Regions from separate parts of the Homo sapiens genome. Here regions 1, 2, 3, 5 and 6 are each linked to region 4. The links are chromatin loops, found by intact Hi-C in ENCODE. Cell type or tissue: IMR-90. All regions are shown on one strand. Region 1 has its middle 5.1 kb from the start of DIRC3-AS1. Region 2 has its middle 180 kb from the start of DIRC3-AS1. Region 3 has its middle 60 kb from the start of DIRC3-AS1. Region 4 overlaps DIRC3-AS1 (DIRC3 antisense RNA 1). Region 5 overlaps DIRC3 (disrupted in renal carcinoma 3). Region 6 overlaps DIRC3 (disrupted in renal carcinoma 3).

Region 1 (4,000 bases), 61 kb before region 4:
GGCATTTTCTTTTTCTGCATCCAAGTCCTTATTTTCAATTAACACTCTCATCACATCCCTTCCTGGGGACAGGAGCCTGAGGAAGCTTGAACAGGTAGGGACCATCTGGACCAGCTGCACTGGCTGTAGTCTGGTTGTTTTAAATCTCACCTTGCTCCTTCCCTCTGGTCCCTCAACTCCCTTCTCCAGATGCTCAGGCCTATATGTCTTGATCTCATGAAAGCTCTGAAGCTCTGTGACCTTTTCTGACAACTTACTCTCTGTGCTGATTTTCTTTTGCGTAAAGCACCTGCCATATGGACACATCTTCCTAGTTACCCTCTCATCTGTGAGAGTCCACTGGATTGGAGTACCACAGTTAGGTTCACAACCCTGAGTCTGTACGGAGTCTCTGAGGTCATTACCTCTCTCTTTGTGCCAGTATAAGGGATGGTTTTTTAATTGAGATCTTTATTAATTTTCACATGTAACTTTTACACAATAGATAATATATCCCCACAGAATAATATTCAGAATATACAAAAGGGAATACTGTAAAAAGCCTTATGTATTCAGTTCCTTTCTAGTTTTGCGTATTTTTTCCAGAGAGGTTTATTTTCTGTCTCTTATTATTCCTTTTAAAAAATACAAGAGCGAATATGCAAAGCATATTGCTCTACACTGGCTTTTGTTTTAAGTAAACCTTCTGTTTTAGAATAGCTTTAAATTTATAAAAAATTGCAAAAGTAGAATAGAGAGTTCCTATTAACCCCCTACACACACACACACACACACACACACCACGTTCCTCTAATAATAATAGCTTAACATTAGTAAGGTGCATTTGTTGCAATTAATAAGCCAATATTGACACATTATATTTAATGAAAGTTTGTACTTTACTCAGATGTTCTTTGTATTTACCTCATGTCATTTTCCTGTTGCAAGATTACTTCCACAACACTACAGTTCATTTAGTTGTTGCGTCTCCTTAGGAGTCTCTCGGCTCTAACAGTTTATCAGATTTTCCTTGTTTTTGATGACCTTGACAAATTTGAGGAATGCTGTCAGGTATTTTGTAGAATGCTCCTTGGCTGGGATTGTCCTGAGGTTTTCACACCGTTAGACTAAGGTTATGGGTTCACACAGAGGTAAACTGCCATTTTTCGTATCAAAGGTACATGCTGTCAGTATGACTTACCACTGGATATTAACCTTGATCACCTGACTGAAGGTGTTTGCTAGGTTTCTTCACTATGAAGTTACTTTTTTTTCTCTCTTTGCACACTCTTTGGAAGGAAGGCACTAGGTACAGTCTACACTTCAGAAGTGGGATTTATGCTCTATCTCCTTAAGAATAACTGCACAAATTATTTGAAAACTTTTTGCATAAGAGATTTGTCTTTTCTCCCCCATTTATTTATTTATCCAGTCATTTATTTGAGTGACATAATTTGTATGTTGGTATAATGTCAGATAATTTCCAGGATGAGTGTCTTAATCCATTAGGGCTGATGTAACAAAATATCATAAACTGAGTGGCTTGTAAACAATAGAAATGTATTCCTCAGAATTCTAGAGGCTGGGAAGTTCAAGATCAATGCACCAGCATATTCAGGGTTTGGTAAACCTTCTTGCCGTATCCTCAGGTGGTGGAGGGGTGACACTCTCCCTGGGGCCTCTTTTATTAAGGGCACTAATCCAAATCACTAGGGCTCCTCGCTCAGAGCCCCCAATCACCTCCCAGAGTCCCTAGCTCCTAACACCATCACCCTGGGGGTTAGGATTTTAACACATGAGTTATGAAGCAATGTAAACATTTAGTCCATCGTAATGAGGAATTGCGGAGTCAGAGGAATATGTGCTTGTCCTTTTGATGGATGTTGACAATTGCCCTTCAATGAGATGGCTCCAGCATACATTTCCGTAAGTGGTGGGTGGGCAGTGCCTATTTCACCCAGCTTTTCCCACATGGTGTATACATAAATTATTTTATTTTATTTTTTCACAGGTCTTAAATGTGGGAAATAGTCTACAGTTTGGAAGACACCAGAGAAAAATGCTCCACAGCTCGCCCTGGTGACTCACTACAACTTATGGGAAGATGTGAGATTATTCTGTATTCTAATGTATGTTAGAAGGCACACTCCACCCAAAGCCTTCCTGTGTGTTCCTCCCTGTGAGCTCACATCCCGTTCACCAGCTGACTGGGAAGGGAAGTCAGGACCAGCCCTGACCCCATCACACCATCATAACCTCGGGATGGCAGGGCTGGAAGGCACCTCAGACGTCATCCTTTGCAGACTCTTCATTTTACAGTGAGAGGCATGACGTGTCCACAGCTGGTTAGTGCCAAAGCCTGGGACAGGCTTCACATTGTCCAGCTCTTAGTCAGAGCACTGTTGACAATGTCTGCCTTCACTTGGAATTCAGCACCTGCTTTCAGTATAAACCCCTGCATTTCACTAAAACTGAGCAGACTGCTGGTTTAAAAAAGAGAGGTCCATCCAGCAGGGATGATGCTTTTCCTCGTTGAAAGAGGACATTCACCTAATGGGAGACCTGGAGTCAGAATCTTTCTGATGTGTGACTTGGCACAGTAACACAATGCAGGATGCTGGTGTGTTAATAAAAATAAAAATTGCATCGCCTACCTCAGAGTCGACAACAATGTCAAGGAGTTAATGTGAGTACATCTGAAAATGTTACTAATCATGATGATGATATCAATGTCTTTTATTTGCAAGTTCCATTTGTTTTTACTGAAATAATTACTCCTGAGTGGGGCTAGAAGCCAAGCACTTGACAAGTTTGCTCTTTGAACCAGTATGGTTGTGATGTGATTTGGAGTTCCTGCTACTCCTCTCCTCTAAATTTCTTGGATTGGAAACTGTCACTCTTCAGTTAGGAATGCTGAACGGATCCCAATGCTTTAGCGGTGGCCTGGACAGAATGAACTAGGGAGGCTACCACATTTGTTTAAAAGTGCACTGTTCTAGACATCTCTATAAGGAATAAATTACTGGGCTCTGTGCTAATCTGTTTGTATGGCTATAAAGGGATACCTGAGGCTGGGTGATTTATAAAGAAAAGAGATTTAATTGGCTCATGGTTCCACAGGCTGTATAGGAAGCATGGTGCCAGCATCTTTTTCTGGTGAGGGCCCCCAGAAGTTTAAAATCATGGTGGAAGGTGAAGGGGGTGCAGGTGCATCACATGGCAAAAGCAGGGGTGGAGTCAGAGGGCAAGTGTTCCATGCTCTTTTAAACAACAACCAGATCTTGCATGAACTCAGAGCCACAACTCAGTTATCACCAAAGGGATGGTACTAGGCCATTCAGAAGGGATCCACCCTGATGAATGATCTAATCACATCACAACCATACTGGTTCAAATACAGATGTGCTGATTGTTAAAAGACCGAACTACTTCTTTACTGGTTGGTAAATAGTCACTGCTTCAAAAACCCAGGGTGACACCCCATTTTGATCACTTCTTGTTCACCCCATTTGTGAGGGAGAGATTCCCCACCCTACACAGAATGAGATGGCTGAACATGATACCCAACAATGGACAGATGAGATTAACAGCAGTTTAGTAGTCACATTTACTCACAGCTCACAGGAGGAGGATGCCAAATGCCTTGCAGGGCCACATGGAGATTGCACTTGGGAATAGAGTGAGCAAGCAGAGGCTGTAGGAGGCCGACTCTGCAGTAACAAGAGGGTGAAGTGCCCCCTGATTCCCACTGGAGGAAGTAGTTGGTTTGTCTGAATACTTTTGTAGGCTTGCAGGGAACTAAAATTCACTAGGTTGAAGGCCACGTGGTGTGCAGCTGGTCTACATGAGAGGTGAGTGAAGGGGTATATGTTACAAGACCAGGAGAATTCACAGTTAGGCCTTTTTGGGTCCTGTGAAGCTAAAACACGTCAAGGCAGCACATGAAATTTTAGGCCTTGTAATAAACACGACCACTCACTTTCCAGCCCTGTACCCAGCTTGCATCTGGATTGCCCCAAGA
Region 2 (4,000 bases), 230 kb before region 4:
AGCCTAGGGAAGACACACCATTTCAGTAGCTGGAAATCTGAAATAAGAATTGTTTCCTGCTGGCTCAGGCTTTGGACTAGATCTTAGGGAGCTTGGCTGTGAATTTGGTCTTCCTAGAAGGAACAGCAGAGCAGAACTTGAAGGAAAAGTGTCAACTTATCCCGCTCCCTGTAGCTATCATGGAAGTCTAAGCCAGAGAGATACCTGGCTGGGTTGGCTCAAGCTTAGGAGAGAGCCTTAACTTCTAAAGGGTTGACACAGGGACAGACTTATCCCCTGTCTGGATAATGTTGTCTGCCTGTGTGGGGTTGCATGAGGGTATGGAGTTATTTTTATTTCACTTTTTCTTCTCTTAACCACACAATGCTAGGTCTCTTGATATTTTTCCCCTCAAGTTTACTTTTAGAAATTGCATTACTATCTGCTAATCTAAACATATTAATTTCAGCCTGAGGTCTAAGGGTTTAAAGAAAAAATCTCTCTCTTTGTCTTCAGTTTCTTTGTTCAGATTCTTTATTACAAAGACATAATAGTAGAAAGACATCTGTCTGCTGGATCACAATTAATATTTACCCATGGGCACATGTAGCTCTCTATTTTCAGGCCTCCTTCACCTAGAACTGAAAAGATGTCCAGGTTACCCTACAGTGTAGGGCCTACACAACTTATTTGAAAAGGGAAAGATGATTTTCTTCAGTTCATTTAACAAAACACTTTATAAACATTTGTTATGTGCCAAGAGCTATTTTGAAGTACTTTTCAAGTATTAACTCATTTAATTCTTTCAGCAACCCAGTGAGATAGGGACTATTATTATTCCCATTGTACAGATGGGGAAATCAAGGCATGGAGAGATGATATGACTTCCCCCCAGTTGCACACCTCATTAGTGGTGGAATCAGGATTCTAACCAAGGCAGTCTGGCCTGGGATCCTTCATTCTTGACCATCACTTCAAGATGAAGCTCACCCTTACTGATACTTCCTGGTCTTATCTTTTAATTATTCAGGTACTCAATTTTCTTACTCATATAGGGAGATTGTATAATGAGATCTCCTCATTTATTCAAGTAAAGCCTGTGGTGTTTAGCTCCCCCTTGGTTCTCCTTGCTTTGTATTGTAAATACCTTGACTATGCCTTTAGCTCAGGCCTTTAGGCTTAGAGTTACAGGGTTACAGGGAGCTCATAGGGCCCTGTACAACTATTCTACAGAGTTTGAGGATGGATATAACCAAACCTGACACCCTCTTCTAGGCCAAAGCCACAGAAGGAAAGAAGAGAACAGCTTAGTAGTCAAGGGTGCTCCGTCAAACCACATAGTTTAGATTCTTAGAATCTGGTATCATCTGTGCCACCCTTGCTGAGTCACTTCCCGGCAGTCCCTGCCTTCTTATGGGCTGGAGCTTGGTCTTAATCATGAGGAATTTCAGCAGGAATGGATGTCACCAGCTCCTTATACAGTCACAAAACCACTTCTGTTGGGTTCAGAGCCATGGAGCATCCACACAGCATTCCTTCCTGCCTGTCAAGCTTCAGAAGTTTCCATGGCTTCCCCAACACCCAAAGGAAGAGGAGAGTAGAGGAAAACGGAAGAAAGGGAAGACAGAAGAAGAGAGAGAGGGGACAGAAAAAGAGGGGGAAGGGAGAAGAGAGGCAAGGATGGGAGGAAGGAAGGAAGGAAGGGACGGAGGGAGGGAGGAAGGAAGGGAGGGAAGAAAGGCTTTTCATTAAGCCTCAGATCAACCAACCTCTGGCCTGCTCTTCCTGATTCCTCTGCAATAGGTGTTCCACGTGTTGTACTGTAAAACTCACTTCCAACTTCAGCATTCTTCTGTTGTTTAAGGCCTTCTGTGACCTCTGATTTCCCCAAGTTCAAGTCCAAACTCCTAAGCATGGGTCACAAAGTTCTTTATAATCTGGTCCCCATTTTTCCTTTCTATTTTGCCTCTCTATCCTTTCCATATTCCCATTTTCTCCCTTCCCTCCTCTTCCCTCCCTTCCTCTCCTCTCCCCTCCCTTTCCTCTCTCATTCTGCCCATCTACCCTGCACCCCCTTTCCCTGCCTGCCTTCCTCTTCCCACCTTCTTCTTTTCTTCCCTACCTCTACCTTCAATAATATTAACCTGGTTGTAATTCTCTAAAACACAAATCTTCCCTCTTGCCTCCTGATCTTTGCTCAGATCTTCCCTTTGCTTGGAATCTTTTCCCCTGTTCCCGCAATCGGATGACTAACTGCCACTTAATCTCTAAAACCCAACCTAGTTTTGCTCCAAGGATACTATTCCCTGGCCCTACCACAGCGCCTCCTGTCTACCCTACAATGCAACAGCAGGCCTCATAGTATTTTACTCTCCACCTTAATGTTCTTCTCTCCCACAGGACCATAATCTTCATAAAGGGGTCATGTCCTTGACAAATTATCTCTGCAAAGCACACTATGTGGTACATGGAAGATACTAGCAAAGATTTGTCGACAGATGACATCAATAGTGTATGGCAGTGTAAACTGGGGCCCATTCCTAACAAAGAGTCTTAATATAATTTCCTCGGGTATCACACTGGGGGTGAGAGCCAGAAAAGAGGTCAAGTCATTTGAAGTCGCCTGTACAGAACATGTAGCTATTCAGATTACAGCCGGGACTAGAACCCAGCCCATTAAGCTGCAAGCTTCTCAAGGATGAGAAACACATCTTATTAATCCTGCAATTCCAGTGCCTACCATCATGTCTAGAAAGTAGAAGGTGCCTAATGAATGAATGCATGAGTAAGCTGTCACCCCGTTCTTTCTACTGCCTCGGACAATGTGGAAAAGCAACTGTGGCATTACATTGGGGTTGATCACTCTAGACAACTAAACTAAATAATTAGAGCTCTACCATCCAGATTAGGATGTGAATTATCTGCCATCGAAATTTACTGGTTAAGCTGAAAATTATCAAATTGCTTTGACTTTGTGCAGTATAAATGTAAACTGCATTTACTTCCTGAATTGATGGGTTGCATACAAAAGTGGCCCAGATATAGTATTACCACCATGTCCACAGAAAGAGGCTGCTGCTATTTTTAAAGTTCCCCTAGAAAGTAGATGATATGATCCCCCTTGCTTATTCATTCTGATGTCACTCAGACCTCTAGGGAGGAAAGTTCCTCTTTTCATTCTACTAAAATTGCTCCTACCTTGTATTTGGAATGTTTCTCCCTACAGGTCAGATTACAGATGATAGGAAGGCTTCTGATATTGAGCCATCACCCCAGTGTTTGCCCGTGTTCCTGGCTTAGTAGACAGTATAGATGAGAGACAATGAATGTCTGTGTGATGTTAATTTAACACGGACTCCAGCATGTAAGCCTGGACTGGTTAGCACTGCCACTGAGGCAGCATCTGATGGGTTGCAGAGGAGCTGCATAATGTAATATTTTTTAGTACAAACTTCAAAAAGTGACTCTGAAGTAGTCAGACTGCAAGGGCTTCCAATTTTAGCTTTCTACCTAAGTAACTTGCTCTAAGCTCACACAGCTATTACCTTCTCTGAACCTTTTTGCCCCTATCTGTAAAATAGGCCTGATAATAATATAACTTCCTTAGATACAATTCATATAACATGCTTTATACAGTGCCTAAAATATGGTGCATAATAAATGTTACACACACAGACACATGCACCCCTCCCAGCACTGTGGGTAGTTGCTCTAATGGGTAAATCAGCACCTGGGCTGTGACTTTTCTTTGGTGACTCACATTTTAAAGCATTGTTTTCTCTGTTTATATCCTCTTAATTTCTCTATGAATTCATAGCCCTTGGAACCTGCTCTGAAGATGACTGCACAGTATCTCCCAGTTCCCCAGGGCCTCCCAAAGCAAACTTCATGTTATTAACATAGCTTGTATTTTAGCAGACTGTCCCAAATATCCACCCAAATTTGATGTGAATCAGTCGAGTTATTTTCTTTTGAAATGATGATGAGAGAGAGAGGTAAGAGAGAGTTAATTTTGTTTGGC
Region 3 (4,000 bases), 120 kb before region 4:
GTTCTTTCGTAGCGTGGTTATTGGATTCCACTCAACTGCCACCGTCTTTGGATAATGCCATCCAAGAGCATGACTATTCTCCAATGTCTAAGTTCTCCAAAAACCTCTTTGTTTTCCCTTGACCACTGCAGTCCAGTAAATGCTACATTATGTTAAAGGTGACCTCATTTGACCTTCAAATCATCTTTAAAACTGGCCTTCCCACAGTAAAAGAATTTCAGACCATAGACTGCAACCATTGTGTTTATCTCACACAATATTGTTTTGAAGGCTTCTGTCAATGTAACTCAAGTTTGAAGCACTAAGCTGGCACTTGATATATGCTGCTGAACAGTCTAACTACAGGATATACTATCTATTATTTTAGTAGCAATGGGAGGTATATGCCAAGCCTTGTTTTAGATGCTGCAAATGCCAATGTGCCTATGAACAGTCCAGCCTTAGACTCTAAAGAAGCTCTTACTACATATTCATATTCCAGTTCATAGATCTTTCTCCTAGACTTTGATTTTCGGATTATTTAATTGTTGTATTATTACTCAATTTTGTATCCATTTTTGCTTCATCTCTTTCCTTTGTCCTAATCCTTTGGAGGGAATAGCAACAGCAATGGTGAGGAGAAAGAGCCCAAGAAAGGTAGACTTGAATTCTGCTCTTAATTCATTCACTCTGTGATCACTGACTTCTCTCTTTACTTCTCTTATCTCAGCGAATTTATATGTAATATTAGGAGAATAGAAATGCAAGGGACCCTAGGAATAAAATAATTACTTATTGAAAATAAATAGTCAAAGACGACTATTATCCAGGTGTTAGAGATGGAAAGGTAAATCAGATTTGGTCCCTGACCCTTAGGGGCCAGTCTAGCAGGAAAACAATCTTGGAGCCTAGAGCTTTTTCCTTGTACCCAGCACATGCCTTAAACTTCGTGAGTGCTGGAGAACCAGATGTTAATTTGGGTGTGGGATTTTGAGCTAGTTCTTTTACCATAATTGCTATTTCCAAGTGGAGCTGATCGTCTTTCTACTTTCTCTTTCTAGGGGAGAAAGACATATTCTAGTATAGATCCTAGGTATTCCCATCTGACCTATAAATTGACTTTGTGATACAGCAGAAAAGGCATAAATTAAAATATTATCTTCTGTTACAAATTCCATAGTTTTGGATAAGTCATGTCCCTTTTTGTGCCTCATTTTATCCCACTGATAATAAGTGGTTTGAATTAGATGAGTTCTGGGGTCCCTCCTACTTTGAACATTCTTTGAGTTGAAGATCATGGCCACATCACTCAGCCCTGCTACTGGTGCCCAGGCTCTGGCCTTAGGAGTATGTGTCTAAGCTATTTGGTTGTCTCTTTTTCTGCCCCTTTCTCCCTTCAATCCATCTCTAATATCTGTACACCAGATCCACTGCCTTGGGCCTACTATATGTATTAGGTTGGTGCAAAAGTAATTGCGATTTTTGTCACTAAAAGTAACCGCAAAAACCGCAGTTACTTTTGCATCAACGTAATACTTCTGCTTCTCAGTTTCTCAGTTCCTTTTTTCTGTCTAGTGCTTTTCTTCTTGAAATTAGAATCGTTCTCTCCCTAGATTTTACCAACCCCCCTGATTTGGCAGAGGACTCTCAGCTTGAACCATATCTTGCTCCTGTGAACCTGTTTTCTTCAAGGCTTTGTAGTCTCTATTTTATAAGCAACACCTATGGACTTCTGAAAAAACGACTTGAGAATGCTGTTTTTTATGTTTTACACTCAGCTCCCTATAAATTACCATGCCTTTGTATTTTGATCATTTCTATTACTGTTCAAGGTTACATAACCTCATTCTATGCTACAGACTGAATGTGTTTTTGAAATAAAAGGCAGGGGAAAACTGTCATTAGAGGTAGTAAAATATAAAGCTTTTTTATTTCTTTCACAGTCTCCCTTGACTTGTCATGGTCGTGTTGTTTTTCAATTTGCTATTTCATGTTCTAAATAAAGAAAAATTGAAATGATAAATTACTAGCATAGATTTACCATTCATCTTGATATTGTGCAATGACACTTTTAAATGCAAACTAAGAGTATTTCATTCCTATGAGATTACCGAAATCACACAATTTATACTTCATAGCTTGTACACGCATATATATTTTGCTCTTATCAGAACACTGTAAACACTGCACGAAACCAGTTCAAGTATTTGTACTTTTCTTCTTAATAATATGCACATTCTATCAACACTCTCTACCTTTGACTTACTGATGAGTAAGAGGACTGAAAAGAAAAGGCACTATGGTTTGCCCTATCTTTCTCTTTCCTTCTATGGTATCATTTTCAGTGCAAGTGGTTGACTAATAGAGGAAGTAACATGAGTAATAAAGGATATGACAGAGTCCCTTGCTAATTCTTGTTTCTTAGAATGTCCTTGCCCTCTTTCTGGCTTGAATGGAAAATGTGGCCTCCTGGGACTGTCAGTGGTGTGGTCCCCACATCCTTAGTTGTACACATAACATGCTTACCGTGTGCTTGCTTTGAGTCCCTTCTGAGCTCCCATGCAATGTAGACTCATCGGAATCCCGTGCTCATGGGATTTTATGAACACTATATGCAAATAGGACAGCAAGAAATGGCAGTAAACGCTTTTATTGTTGCTATCTCCTCTGCTCCTGCACATGCTCCATGGTATCGTTGGACTTCACTTACAAAACACAGATACAAAGACAAAATTACTAAGAATTACCAAGAATTTTAATTTCAAGATGGCAACAGAGTATTAAACCAAAGATGAAGTCGTTCTGAGTGTGGGGTTTGCGAGATGGCACAGGTGGCACTCCCAGGAGCTCGTCTTGGCCAGGTCGCACCCTTGAGTCCATTGGAACCTGAATCTCACCCTGCTCTGCTATGCTATACTGACTCCAGCTGAATTCAAGGAGTTACAGTTTGAAACTCTCCAGACTCCAGTGGCCATCCCACTTGTGGTGAGTAGCTTTAAATAAAATATGCTCACAAATTATTTAATATACTTTCCTTTAAAAAATGGAGCTTAATTCCTTTCAAGTGTGGACTATTTTTAGTGACTTACCTCTAAAAAATATTATATGGCAAAAGTGATGAAGTATGATTTACAACAATTGATCCTGGAAGATACTGCATCTTCCATCTTGCTGTCTCTCCTAGATCACTTGCTCTGAGGGAGGACATCTGCTGTATCATGAGGACGCAAAACCATCCCATGGAGGGTGCTACATGCAGAGCAGCTGAGGCCTCCTGCTAGTTGTCAGTGAGGAACCGAGGCTTCTTGCCAATGGCCATGTGAGTGAGCCATCTTGCAAACAGATCCCCTAACCCCAGTTAAGCCCTTCAGGCAAACTGCAACGTTGTCAAGTCTTAACTGCAACCTCATGAGAGACCCTAGGCCATAGCCACCAGCTAAGCTGCTCTTGAATTCCTGACTCAGAAACTTTGAGATCATGAATCTTTGTTGTATTAGGCCTCCAACCTTAGGGGTAATTGGTTATGCAGCAATAGATAACTAATATACCATTATTTTCAAGCGGGACTATAAGCTTGGTACAACCCAAACACCAAAGTATATCCAAGAGTTTTCTTGGCCATGTTAGGAAGTCTCAGAAGACCTCAAAATGAAAAGCAGACAAGCCTCTACTCATAGAGTGCACATTAGGCCGATATAATATTTAGCTTTTCTAGATGCTTTATTTTTTAGGCACTGTACAGTAAAACCAGGGCTTCTTTCCTTGCCTTGATAAATGGTGAATGACATTGGATGCCACTCTCACCCCCATATGCTCACCAAAGGGAGAAGAATTGCTCACCTGATTGGTGGGAGTCATAGCAAATGAAATAGGTCCCTGTGCCACAATTCTGCCAGACTCAGACCTCACTTGTCATTTGGAGGAGCAATTTTGAATCACATTCTCCACTGTTCCTTGCAGGCCCCCAGCAGTAGTAACCCGCTGCTATGCGCAGTGAAAATCAGCTCAATTAGACAGCCTT
Region 4 (4,000 bases):
ATATTTTGTTGTGGTTGTTGCTAAGCATTCAAGTCCTTCCTTGAGAAGCAGGTATCTCTTAAAAACTCCTAAGGGTCATTGCAACCAACTTCTCAAAGATCGTCAAACAATCCCAACTATGTCTGAATCTCTTCTAAAACTCATACCCACACAACGATTCTGCTAGCCAGAAACTGTTCACTTCACGTTATTCATAAGAAAACTAAAGCTCAGAGAGGTTAAGCAACTTCCTCAAGGTCACAGAGTAACAAGTGATGGAACCAGGATTCAAACTCAGGACTGCCTGATTTTGAACCCATTTATACTATGGATAGAATAGAGGGTTAGAGCAGTGAATCTCAACCAAGGGTGATTTTACCCCATCAGGGGACATTTGGCAATCTCTGGAGACATTTTCATTCGTCACTGCTTAGGGAGAGGGAAGTAGTACTGGCATCTAATGGGTAGAGGCCAGAAATGCCACTAAATGTCCTGCAATGCACAGGACAGGCCTCTCCCTCTCTCCCTACAACGCCCCCCAACAAAAGGTATCAGGTTCAAATGTCAACTGTGCTGAGGTTAAGAAACCCAGGATTGGAGGAACATATTAATACATTAAATTGCTAGGAAAGAAAAATCCAGGGACAGCAGGAAGAACATATTGAAAAAATACATTCATGATTACGGGTTGAAGTAGGATTTTGGTAAGCAGAGGTAGAAGGCAAGAATAGTAGAGAGAACAGCATGAACAAAGAAGGAGAAGAAATATAAGAGATATTTGCAGGAAACTAAAAGTCCAGGAGCAGGGAAGAAGTGGAAGTAGAAATTGAAAAGCTACATTGAGACTTAATTTGGGGAGGCCTGGAATGCAAAGAATTTAAGTGTAGAGAGCCTGGAACAAAATTTCTCAAAGTATTTGTCTTGAGCTCACCACGCTCACCAAGTAACATGAGGGTCTGTAAAAAAAAAAAAAAAAAATTCTTTTTTTAAATCCAAGCATTCTGCATCAATGCAATGGATATATGGCCTTAGACAATTTCAGTCCTCTCCCATCACTTGAAGAAGGAAAAACTGGGGCCCAGGGTATGAGGTCACTTCCCCATGGTCACTGGTGACTTAGTGACTGGGCTGGAACTGAAACCAAATCTTGGGATTAGATCCAGTGTTTATGATATATAGTTTGGTCCCTGGGATCTCAAAAGCACAGCCAGTTTTTTCTCCCTTTTATGATTCTTCTTGTATTTGTATAGAGAAGATTATCGGTGAATCGTCTTCATTATTTCCCTATTCCTACTTGAAGTGCCCAAAATGTGCAAGGCCAAATATTGTGGCACAAGCCAAATAGCATTTTTCTACTAAAAAAGAAAAACGCTGTTGAGGAAAGAGGGTCGGAATAAATGGAAGGGCTATTATTTTGCCCTTGGAGGCATTTTCTGAGAATCAAGGTTGAGGCCTGACAGGTATTTCCCATTTCAGCTTTGCATGTGGGCCCAACTTGAATGAAGAATTGAGATTTGGCTAAAGAGGCAAGTAACATAATCCTAAAAAGAATCCCAGGGATGGATCCAGGCGAGGCAGCTTGTACACAGAGCCAGGCGTCTTTGACCCACAGAACATTTCACAACCTGAGAGCTTCGTTTTGGAATTTTTGTATTTATTCCTCTCAATTGGGCAAAAAAAAAAAAAAAAAAGAAAGAAAAATTACATTCCCACTGCAACATAAAGGTTATTTATTTCCAAACAAAAGAATTAGGAAATGTGAACTTTAAGGCTTTGAGACTAACATTAACTCATCGGCAACAGACAGATGGTATTTTGTATCTTCAATGAAGAGGCTGTTAAATGTGAACTTAATACATCTGGGATGAGTCATCAGGGTGAGCTAATTTGCTAAAACCTTAGCTTTTGCATTTCCTGATTAGATTTTTTTTCTCTTTTCATCTTTCAATCTGGCATCTTCATCCCTAACAATTTTCCATTTAACACAAGGGAAATACTTTGAATTTTCCTTTATTTGTAGTTTCACCAGGGTCATTCTAGGGCATTTTCCTCAGGCTTAGTTTAAAATTGTGATGAAACAATTTAGAAAAAAGACTTTAATATGGATATGTCATTTAATATGAAGGTATCAAGTTATTTAAGAGGGACATTATATATAATATTATGTATATATTTATATACTACATATACATGAATATATTTTATATATTTATTTATTTTCCCCCTTTCCAATGATCTTCTATTGGTAGTACTTCCTTCCACATTTGCTTATTTCTGCTAAGTGCTTATGTGACTCCCATGTATAATTTTTTCAGATTGACGAGATAGGATTTTGGTTTTGCCCTTTTTTCCTCAAAGTGTCCCTTTAGTGTGCTGGATCTCTTATTAAGTCTATGAGATAGAAATCCTCGCTGTCATGTATGTATTCAATAGATGTTTCCTAAATGTCTCATATGTATGCCTCCCCTTAATAATTCCCATGATGTTTAGGAAGCTGTGATGGTGCAGTACATCACCAGGAAGAAAATGTTATTATTAGACACCTACAGAAAACACGTTGCTCCAGACTGTGGTCCAAAGTGTTTGTTGGCTTTTCTTATTGAGTTATCTATTAGTCTGTACAGAATCCACCCCCAGGGGACATGGTAAAATCCATCTTTCTTTCTCTAAGGATCCCTCACTCTCTTCTGCAACTCTGTTCTTCCCCAACAGTCCTGGCTTTGCCCTGGAAGCGGGGTTTGTCAGATCCTTCCGGGGAAACTTTTACTGCATCAGTGAGTGTTTCTTTTGCTAATACTTGTTGAGAATTTAGAGGTGATAATTCATCTCATCTCTCTCATTACCACCACCACTTCAACTTTGGAATCAAGGAGTCAGATAATAGGAAAATCAAAATATCAGCATTATGGCAAATAAATCCATTTTTGAAACTATTGGTGTGGGCCCATGGCCAGAAAGGAATTCTCAATTCCCAGATTTAGACCTTGGGGCCTCTTCTCAAGGGAGTGAGAGAGTCTGCAGAGAAGCCTCTCTAACCCAGAGTCCCTCTCTCATATCCATTAGGCTACAGGAGTCAGGAAAGAAGAAGTCAGTGCTCTAAAGAGCCTCCAGGAAGTACGTAAAACTGACCCCTAACCTCCATGAGCTCAGTAGGGAAGAAAGGACAAGGGCAGATGTAGGAAAACAACAACTCAGATGGGACTGAGCCACAGGTTTCTAAACCTTGAAACCCAATCGCACAAACACGATGGGGTGGGCAAAGAGAGGCGCGTTCTTCCCAACTTTTTCTTGCTGGGTAGAGTAGTGGAAATCTTCTCCCTTTCTGAAAACATGAAGAATACAGAAGGTCTCCTCTAACACTCTCAAGATTCTGTTTTCTTAAACTATTAGGTTGTAATTAGACTAGTGGTCTACCAGGGCTTAGGCTGTTCCCTTGGGTAGTCTCAGGGCAGTCCTACTCCTGCCTTTGTGAGGTTTCTCTCTCCATGTCAACCCCCTCTTCCTTGTGTATACTGTCTGGATCATGGTGTACAGTTTAATCTTTGCCCTGGTAAACTCTAATACTTAAAACTCTTAATACTTAGACAAGTATTTACCTAAGTATTAAGTAAATACTCTAGGCTTGAAATGTATTCCTTATTCTATATATTATCTCAGATTGTCACTGGCCAAGATGCCCAATAGAATTCATCAGAAGTTATACACCACACCCAAATAATACCAATACAACCTAAAATACAATGTCAGTGCAATAAGAATAACTCAAGTTTGAATTTGAACTATCTCCTAATATTAAACTCCCAGAGAGCAATCAAGTCCAAAATTCAAATCCCTTTTAGTATTATAATCTAAAGAAATTAAAGGCCAACATTCTTAAAGACTACAAAAATTAAAGCCATATCTTCTCCATTTGTAAAAAAATATTGCTTAGTCTCACACATAAGGATCTTTAGATTCCTTAATAGAGTGTGGCTTCTGCATTTATAGCCTCTCACTGAAATAAGGGTGGTTCCTTTAGGAT
Region 5 (4,000 bases), 370 kb after region 4:
CCCATCCGAACCTGCATTAGGACTCAAATCCTCGGCTGATCCTGGCAGGGCTGGGCCTCCGGGCACAGATTAGCACAGAAACCCCAGGAACTCAAAGCACCTGCAGGCAAGGATCACTATGGCTGGGAAGCCAGCATCCCCAGGTCTCCCTGGCCAAGTCAGATCTCTTTTCCCAGAAGTCTTTTCATGGTGAATAGGACACTATGACCAGGAGTCAGGAAACCTGGGTTCTTGTTCTAGGCCAGTCACCAACCAGCTCTGGGGCCTTGAGTAAATCACTAGCCTTTGCCGGGTCTCTACTTTCTCATCTCAGGAATACACCACCAGCCCTTGCTACTCTGCAGAACTTCGTAGAAGAACATGTAAGAGTATGGATGTGGAAATCATAGCCAACTTCCTACTTGGTGGGATACCTGGAGAAGACTCAGAGATGGCAGATAGATAGATAGATAGATAGATAGATAGATAGATAGATAGATAGATAGATAGAAAGAAAAACAGATCATCTCCCAGATTTCTGGGAACAGTACAGATGGCAGATGTTCTTCCTCAGTTTACTCATGAGCATAGTCTTACTTTTAAGGCGGTATGCCTAATTTCTTGTGAGATAATAAAGATGATAATTCAGTCAGGGAGATGGATAGAGCCTAGAGGAGGAATTAAGGGTGTGCACTTAGCCATCACTACTCTACCTCTGTTGAGCTGTGCCATCTTGGACTAGTTACACAGTTTCTCTGGGCCTCAATGTCATCATCTGTAAAATGAGATTATTAAGAGTTGTACCCAGTTGTGGGTACATAGTACCTAGCACATGCTCAGTGCTCAATGAATGGTGGTTGATGATGTCAAAAAGGAATTCTGACTTTCAGGCTCTGTCTATGTTGCTCTGTCCTTCCACTCCTCCCCATCCCACACATCCAAAGTATATCTTGTAATTGTGACCCTGGGTGTGCCTTGAAGGGTTTGGCTCTTTCTTTTTCCTATGCACTCCTCCTGGAAAACAGCAGACCTGCTGAGGCAACCAGCACAGAAACAGAGCTCGTGCCGACTCCCAACTGCCGGGGATACAAAGGGCTGCTAGGGAGATGGAGCAGGAAGCACAGCCCTGGAAGAGTGCACTGTCCCCCCAGCATCCGACAACCGGCCTCTCAGTGTGGAGCTCTGTGGGGCACAGTTGACGACTGTCACTCACATCCACTGACACCACCGTCTATGCCATTTGTCAGCAAGCAGAATGTCCTCATGTGGTTTGACCTGACTCTCTCAAGTCCTGGGGAACAAGGTTGCACCCTCCACATGAAAACAACCAGCTCAATGCACAGAGTCTGGTCAGATTCACAGCTGGAGTTTGCATCTGTCACCCACCACCCTGCAAGGTTCTATTCTTCAATTCGACCAAATAACTTGTAACTGGGGACACAGCCCAAACATGGAACCAGGAAAGGTCAAGGTTCCAAGCTACCTTCGAGATCATCTGATCCAATAACTTCATTGTTCTGGTAGGAAAAGCAAATCCCAGCGAGGGGACTTACCAGAGATCATACAGTTGGCCAGGGAGTGGCTCAAGGATCTAGGAGTAGCAGAGGCATCTTCACCCCCCCTCACCTGGGAGAAAACAGAACCACAAAGAGGGGGAGGTCGGCTGGTGGAGGGGACTGACACCGGTTGCATTTCAGGGGCTTCGCAAGGGGTAGAATGAGCACTGGACTGAGGGTTAGAAGACCAGGGTCCCCCACGTGTCTCTGCCTCGAATCAGCTGGGCCCCCGTGAGCTGTCACTTCCCCTCTCTTTGGGTCTCAATTCTCTCTTATAAAACGGAGCATCCCATCCACCTCTAAGAATGGGTTCAAGGAGCAGATGAAAATGTGTTTTGAAAATCCTGAGGCTCTACATATGTACAACCAAATTCTGCCCATCTACACAGCCACTTTTAGCTGTTGTCCCCAAGGCCTGGAAGCAGGCAGAGGGGAGAGTTAGGTAAGCTCTCTGAGCACATCCAAGGCTGGAGGGCTTCCCTCAGCAAAGGGGGCCCAGAGCACCAGGCTAAATCCATGTCATTCAAGCAGCGCTCAGGTTGTGTCTAAGCAGCTTTGATTTTAAAAGATTAGGAGGGCCGCAGGGTGGAAAGAAAAGTTGATGAGGCAACAAAGTCCTGCCCGCAGTACCACACTGCCCTCTGCAGGGTGTCTGTGAGAAGGCACCTCGGCTGGCCAGGTCAGGTTAATTCCGACTGCCCAGGGTCACAGATCCATTCCCGTGCCTCCACGCAGTGCAAGCCCTCTCCAAGTAGAAACAGGGATTGGGGGGGTGCTGCAACCACCCTCAGTAATCTGCTCTGTCTTCAAACAGCGCAGGCCTTTCTTGGTGTCTGGCCCGAATCTTCCTCTTGTCCTGACACCAACCATCTTCCAACCTGCCCTCCGAGGAGCCTGCCTTAGCGTCTCTTGCTTGTGACTCTAAAGCCAGGATTTAGAAGGTTCTAGAAAACAGAACAGCCCTGGCTCCTGCCCACCTCATTGTACCCTCTTTTCTCCAGAATAAGGTGGTTTCTCCATACCCTGGACATATTTTGGTCCTTGGAGAAAGCCCCCACACTGAAGGAGACGTGTCTTGCCTGAATCAACAGACAAGCCAGCGTCCTGCAGGTCTCAGTGATGAACCAAAAAGTCTGTGACTTTCACGAACATCAGACCCAATCTCCACAAATGATCTGGGATTGCGGGGGACATCCAGGGCCCAGAGCCTGCCCCCACGGCAACAAGGAATGTCCTCCAAGGCCCTCATGGCACCAGACCTTCCCCCTTCTCCATCCTCTCCCTGGCTGTGTGGTTCAGAGTGGGGCACTCTGCAGCTGGCTGACCAGCCTCCAGGCATGGGCTCAGGCCATGCTCCCTGTGTGCCCTGTGCAGACCCGGGGAGACGCTGCAGCCGGCCTGGCCATGTGACACGGGTGATTCACACACGCAGACGCCCAGACCAGTTTCTCCTTTCTTCCTCTCCCAGGCCATTACAAAAGGCACAGTCTCAGCACAGTGCTGCATTGTTCCCAGGGTCAGCAGAGGCTGGAAGCTGAGGGGAATTAGGAAGACAGGGAGTTGAGCAGCGTAGAGTGGTTTTCCATGCAGCATATGCACCTCGTGCAAGCCAAGCCCACTTCCTGTCTTGGCTCCAGCTCTGGAGCTCAAGTTTATATCTCCCTCCTTCAGAACCAACTTCGGTTTGGGTTGTTGGCTTCTTTAATTTTCCACTCTCCGCACGTGTGCATTTCTTTGAAAAATATGCACGTGCTGTGTCTTTTTTCTTCTCCAGCACACATCATTCTTTAGAGACTATAATATAAATTCGGAGTCCAGCAGCCTTTGTCTTTAAGAGCATGCTTTCTCCTTTGTCTTCTGCTCTCTACCCCCAACAAGACACTAAGCATAGACAGGTTGGTGGATGTGATCAGAGGTACACGTGGGCAAGGCCAGGACTTGGGGGTGCAACATGAGTGAATGGAAGAGAGAGGAGGCTGGTCAGCAATGGTGGCAGGGGGTGGGGGGTGAAGAAATTTGGCCATGAATGGGGCAGTCAAGGATTTGGGAAATTATTCCAATTTTCCTATTCTTTAATTATGAAAATCTTCGACTCTGGGTAGGTGAAAATAATTTCCTGGTAAATAAACACTTGGAATCAGAAGGGCTTTTGGCAGCCCAGTGGTCCCATTCTGATCATCTGAGAGGTAGTCCTTCCTCTACAGCAGGCCCATGGCCAGCAGGACAATCTGTCCCACGGCTGAGCAGCTCAACTCATTAGAAGGAGCTTTGAATATCAGGTCAAAATGTGTCCCCCAAGTGGTAGGTTGTAAAAATGGTCACCCTTTTTCACTCCTCCTTGTATCCATGCCCTTAACATGTGACTTTGCAGGACTGATCTATGACTTGCTTTGATCAAATGTAATGTCATGCCATTACTGAACTTAGACTTCAAGAGACCTCACGTACTTCTGCTCTCTCACTCT
Region 6 (4,000 bases), 170 kb after region 4:
CTCACTCAAAAACTTTCTTTGTGACTACAATGGGCTGAATGCTTATGTCCCCCTAAAATTCACATTGAATTGAAATCCTAATTCCCAAGGTGGTGGCATTAGGAGGTGGGGCCTTTGGGAGGTGATCAGGCCATCAGATATCTACCCTTATAAGTGGGATTAGTGCCCTTATAAAAGAGACCCCAGAGAGCTAGCTAGTCCCTGTCACTATGTGAGGACACAGCAAGAAGGTGTTGTCTATGAATGAGGAGGTAGGTCTTCAACAGACACCAAATCTGCTGGCACCTTGATCTTAGACTTCTTAGTCTCTAAAACTGTGAGAAGTAAACTTTTGTTGTTTCTAAGCCACCCAGTCTCTGATATTCTGCTATAGCAGCCTAGAGGAAGACAGTTACTCAACATGAGGTCAATTTCTGTGAACATTCTATTTGTGCTTAAGAAGAGAGTATATTCCCAATATTAGCAAGAGTGGAGGTTTCATATATATCTATAATGTCTACCTTATGAATTATGTTGATTAGATTTGAGTGTCTTTATTTTACGGTTTCCATTTGTCTGGAATACCTCTTTATTCTTAGTCTTTCTGAATCACTTTATTGTAGGTGTGTCTCAAATGTATCTCACAGAATTGAGTTTTGCTGTATGAGTCAATTTGAAAATATTTTTAATTGGGGATTTATGTAATTTATTAATAAGCTTATCAATAAATTATAATATAATAAATATAATTTAGTAATATGACTGATGTACATGGTCTCAACTTGTATTCTGTGTAAAATTATGTATATAATTTTTCTTTCTCAGTGTGGTTTATTTCATGTGATATTTATTTTTTGATATCTAGGAAGATTAATATCTTTGTTGCAGTGCTTACCTTTTTGCCACTACCTATTATAATGCCCTTAGTCTCTTTTCTCACATTTACTCTGCTACTTAGTGTTTTATTTGCTTCAAATTATATTCTTCATTCCCACCTATTGTCTATGCAACAATAGGTCACTTCAGTTTTGTCACCACATATAACAGTTGAACTGTTCTTCCCCCCATGACTCTGTCCTTGTTTAAGTTACAGATTTACATTGAAATATATTCAATGCTCACACAGTCCATTTTCCAGAGTTCTTCAGGTCCAGGTCCTATCTTGGTTAAATGATGTTTTTTCTATAGTAGGACCATTAAAGTTGGATAGTGATTGCAGTGTTCTCTGGGGTTCTGCACATAGAAAATCGCTTGATACTTGAAGCTTAGCTCATCTACATAAAAGCTATTCCACAGTTCCTTTAGTTTCCTGAAGATGTGACTGTGTTATTCTTTTACTTTAGATGAGAAGTCCGATTTTCTTTCCTATGTAAGTGATTTGATACTTTTGCCTGGAGATCTAGAAAAATTTTTTCTTTATCTTTAAATTACAATATTTTCCTAGTATATGTCTTGGACTTCACCATTCCAGGTTTATTTTCCCAGGGATACTGAGGAGCCTTTAAAGATGCAGATTCAAGTTTTCTTTTAATTTCAGACATTTCTCTTAGTCTGTGGTTTTAAATACTAGTGGTTTTCTATTGTAATGGCCTTCTTCTATCAATTATTTTCTCTCTGATCTCTTTTGCTTTGTTCCTTATTTTATTTTTATTCCCTTTTTTCATGGCTTTCCTCACTGTTTCATATTTTCAGTCAAATCTCTTTTTCCATGGGTACTTTATAACTTGGCCTTTATTTTTAAGATGATTTTGTCTTTTCCTTCCATATCTTTCCTGAGTTCACTCAATTCTTATTTCGCATTTTCCTGAAAAATAGGGTTTTTCACAAAATAATAGGGTTTTTTGGTCGTATTTCTTTTATAAAGCTTAAAACTTCTGATTTAAGGTTTTTGTTTTCTATCTTCACATGCTTGTTTTAGGATATTCAATTCAGTGTGGGTGTTCTGTTACAGTTTTCTTCCACCTCATATTTGATTTCGGTAGAAGCATTTTCATCTGCTGGAATGTTTTAATTCCTGTTTTTTTTTTTTAAGTTATTGGCCTTGTATGAGTGTCGTCTGCCATTTTCTATTCATTTTTAGATGTTTAAATATACAGTTGTAGATAGGCGCAGTCATGGCGTTTGATGACTGACCATGTTTCTTAGTTCAAGAGCACCCTCTTCTGTTGGCATGGGAAAGTGTAGTTTCTTCACTGACAGCAGCTTTTGTGGGGGAGGGGTTGGTGTGCCTTCTGAGCTTTGAGATCCACTTTTGCTTGGTAGGACACTCTTTCTTCGTTCTTCCCCTCCACTCAGACGCCTCTGAAGCCCTGCTGCCAAGCGGCCCCCTCTCCTCCAGAAATAGTGCCCTTTCCACAGGCCAGCCCAGCCCCATGGGCAGTCAAACCCTCCCTTTCATTCGCATCCTGAAGCAGCGCCCTCAGGCTACCTGGCCTGTGAGTTGTTCAAGCTATTTCTCAGTCAGGTGCGAAGTTCTCTTTCTGGAGGTTATTTTGTCTGTGGTTTTGGACACTAATGCCCCCAGGCACCGTTCTCCTTTTCCAAACAATCTTCAGGCTGAGTCTTTGCTCCAGCACTTGCTCTGGAGACCACCTTGAGCCTGGGAGTTTACTCCCTTATCTGTAGGTAATTTGAAGTTTGGAGTATTCTATCTCAGTTATATTGTGTGTGTATATTGTATGTTTTATTGTATGTGTGTATATGTATTTGTGTGTGTGCATATATGTATATATAGACAGAGAGAGGGAGAATCTGGAATCTGGAAGTTAAGTTATAGACTCAGGAAATTCTTAAAGCTGTTTTGAATATAAGATAAACTACAGTTTAGGATTACCAATAAAGCTTCACTAGACTCAGGTCTCCCAGCTTCCAGGCCAGTTTTCCTACTAACACCCCATACGCTCTTGGACAAGTCGTTTAACTTCTCTGGATGCCAGTTTTCTCTCTTGATGGAAAGCTATCTGTAAGTGTCTTTCCAGTAATATTCCATGTGTTTTAGACTGTTCCTCTAGCATTATGACTCTCTTCTCCATAGAATACACACAAAAGAAATTAACCTGCATCTTACAACTCAGGCCTCAGCATCACAAAGAAATTAAGTTCTGTGTTAACTGAGTCTTGGTGTCATGTAAATAAATATAAACTTGTTTCTCTCGCTGTTTCAAAGAGAACTGGGGTCTCTGTTCATTCGATTGGTAGCCCTCTAAGGGATGGGCGCTTAGTTGGGAGCTGCCACATGTCTGTGTTGGGTTTTATTTTTTCACAAGGCCAAAATGTTCCCTCTAGAACACACAGTCCTCACCAAGTTCAGAAAGAAGCCAACTGCCCTTACCTCCTCCCCTCTTCTCCATGCTCCTCTGGGCTCAGGGTCCTGCCTCTAGACCACTCCCCACAACATAAAACATCTCCATTCCTAGAGAAGACCATAATTTTAAATAAATAAAAATAGGGAAGGAACAGGGAAATTGCAAGGGTAAATGTGAAAATATTCAAGGTCACCATAACCACTCTTGTTCAATAATGTGAATTTATGTAGCATTCTCAGTTTTCATGTGCCTAAAATAATGATACATACTCCCCATCCATAGTGGCTGAAGAGGCAATATCACAGATGATTCATCCCAAAAGGGCCCTCCAAAGGTCATCCTGGCAATGCCCTTGCCTTGCTTTGAAATGACTCTTGCCTGTTATAAATAGATGCAAATATTGAGTGGGTAGGGAGATTCTCCTATTCTTAAAGCTGTCAAGGTCAGGAGATGAATCTGCCCCCTCAGTCACCTGCTCACAGGTTCCCACGACTCTGACATTCAGGAAGCCAAGAAGAGATAAACTTCCTTTATCAGGATCCAATCTTCAACACTAGTCATTTGAAAACTATATCCAACTGTCACTTGTAGATCCTCTATCTCTCTGCATCTGCATCCGGAATACTGGCAGCAATGACGACAACAATAGCAGATCAGCATAAAACCAAAAACACATTCATAAACACACACACATACACACTACACACACACATACA

What was found. Peaks named below come from ENCODE experiments on the same cell type or tissue, not always from the same donor. Only the 100,000 strongest peaks of a DNase experiment are listed, where the experiment ranks them.
Region 1: a loop joins it to region 4, with 4 times the contacts of the local background. A loop is called at or near these places in 7 of 110 quality-filtered maps.
Region 2: a loop joins it to region 4, with 3 times the contacts of the local background. A loop is called at or near these places in 3 of 110 quality-filtered maps.
Region 3: a loop joins it to region 4, with 4 times the contacts of the local background. A loop is called at or near these places in 4 of 110 quality-filtered maps.
Region 5: a loop joins it to region 4, with 5 times the contacts of the local background. A loop is called at or near these places in 3 of 110 quality-filtered maps.
Region 6: it touches region 4 in a loop (5-fold over the local background); 5 of 110 quality-filtered maps call a loop at or near these places.

What each region holds. Positions count from the first base shown.
Region 1 is chr2:217,275,608-217,279,607 of GRCh38, forward strand. No RefSeq gene overlaps it. Among named protein-coding and RNA genes, the nearest start is that of DIRC3-AS1, 5.1 kb to the right of the region's middle. In IMR-90, no CTCF peak of the experiment used is centred here; DNase peaks (open chromatin) are centred at 2,264 and 3,654; H3K4me3 peaks cover 928 bases; H3K27ac peaks cover 3,294 bases.
Region 2 is chr2:217,104,567-217,108,566 of GRCh38, forward strand. No RefSeq gene overlaps it. Among named protein-coding and RNA genes, the nearest start is that of DIRC3-AS1, 180 kb to the right of the region's middle. RefSeq lists an enhancer at 800-1,999. In IMR-90, a CTCF peak has its summit at 2,310; DNase peaks (open chromatin) are centred at 1,375 and 2,255; H3K27ac peaks cover 3,197 bases.
Region 3 is chr2:217,221,231-217,225,230 of GRCh38, forward strand. No RefSeq gene overlaps it. Among named protein-coding and RNA genes, the nearest start is that of DIRC3-AS1, 60 kb to the right of the region's middle. RefSeq lists an enhancer at 2,133-3,332. In IMR-90, no CTCF peak of the experiment used is centred here; a DNase peak (open chromatin) is centred at 2,271; H3K27ac peaks cover 3,634 bases.
Region 4 is chr2:217,336,893-217,340,892 of GRCh38, forward strand. All of the region lies in intron 5 of DIRC3-AS1 (DIRC3 antisense RNA 1), which reads left to right. All of the region lies in intron 8 of DIRC3 (disrupted in renal carcinoma 3), which reads right to left. Among named protein-coding and RNA genes, the nearest start is that of DIRC3-AS1, 56 kb to the left of the region's middle. In IMR-90, no CTCF peak of the experiment used is centred here; a DNase peak (open chromatin) is centred at 1,819; H3K27ac peaks cover 2,870 bases.
Region 5 is chr2:217,711,497-217,715,496 of GRCh38, forward strand. The region is part of intron 2 of DIRC3 (disrupted in renal carcinoma 3); the gene reads right to left. Among named protein-coding and RNA genes, the nearest start is that of DIRC3, 77 kb to the right of the region's middle. RefSeq lists an enhancer at 2,229-2,278. In IMR-90, a CTCF peak has its summit at 2,171 (motif pointing left); a DNase peak (open chromatin) is centred at 2,155; H3K27ac peaks cover 2,331 bases.
Region 6 is chr2:217,508,802-217,512,801 of GRCh38, forward strand. All of the region lies in intron 2 of DIRC3 (disrupted in renal carcinoma 3), which reads right to left. Among named protein-coding and RNA genes, the nearest start is that of DIRC3-AS1, 230 kb to the left of the region's middle. RefSeq lists a silencer at 2,065-2,154. In IMR-90, a CTCF peak has its summit at 2,134 (motif pointing left); a DNase peak (open chromatin) is centred at 2,110; H3K27ac peaks cover 2,565 bases.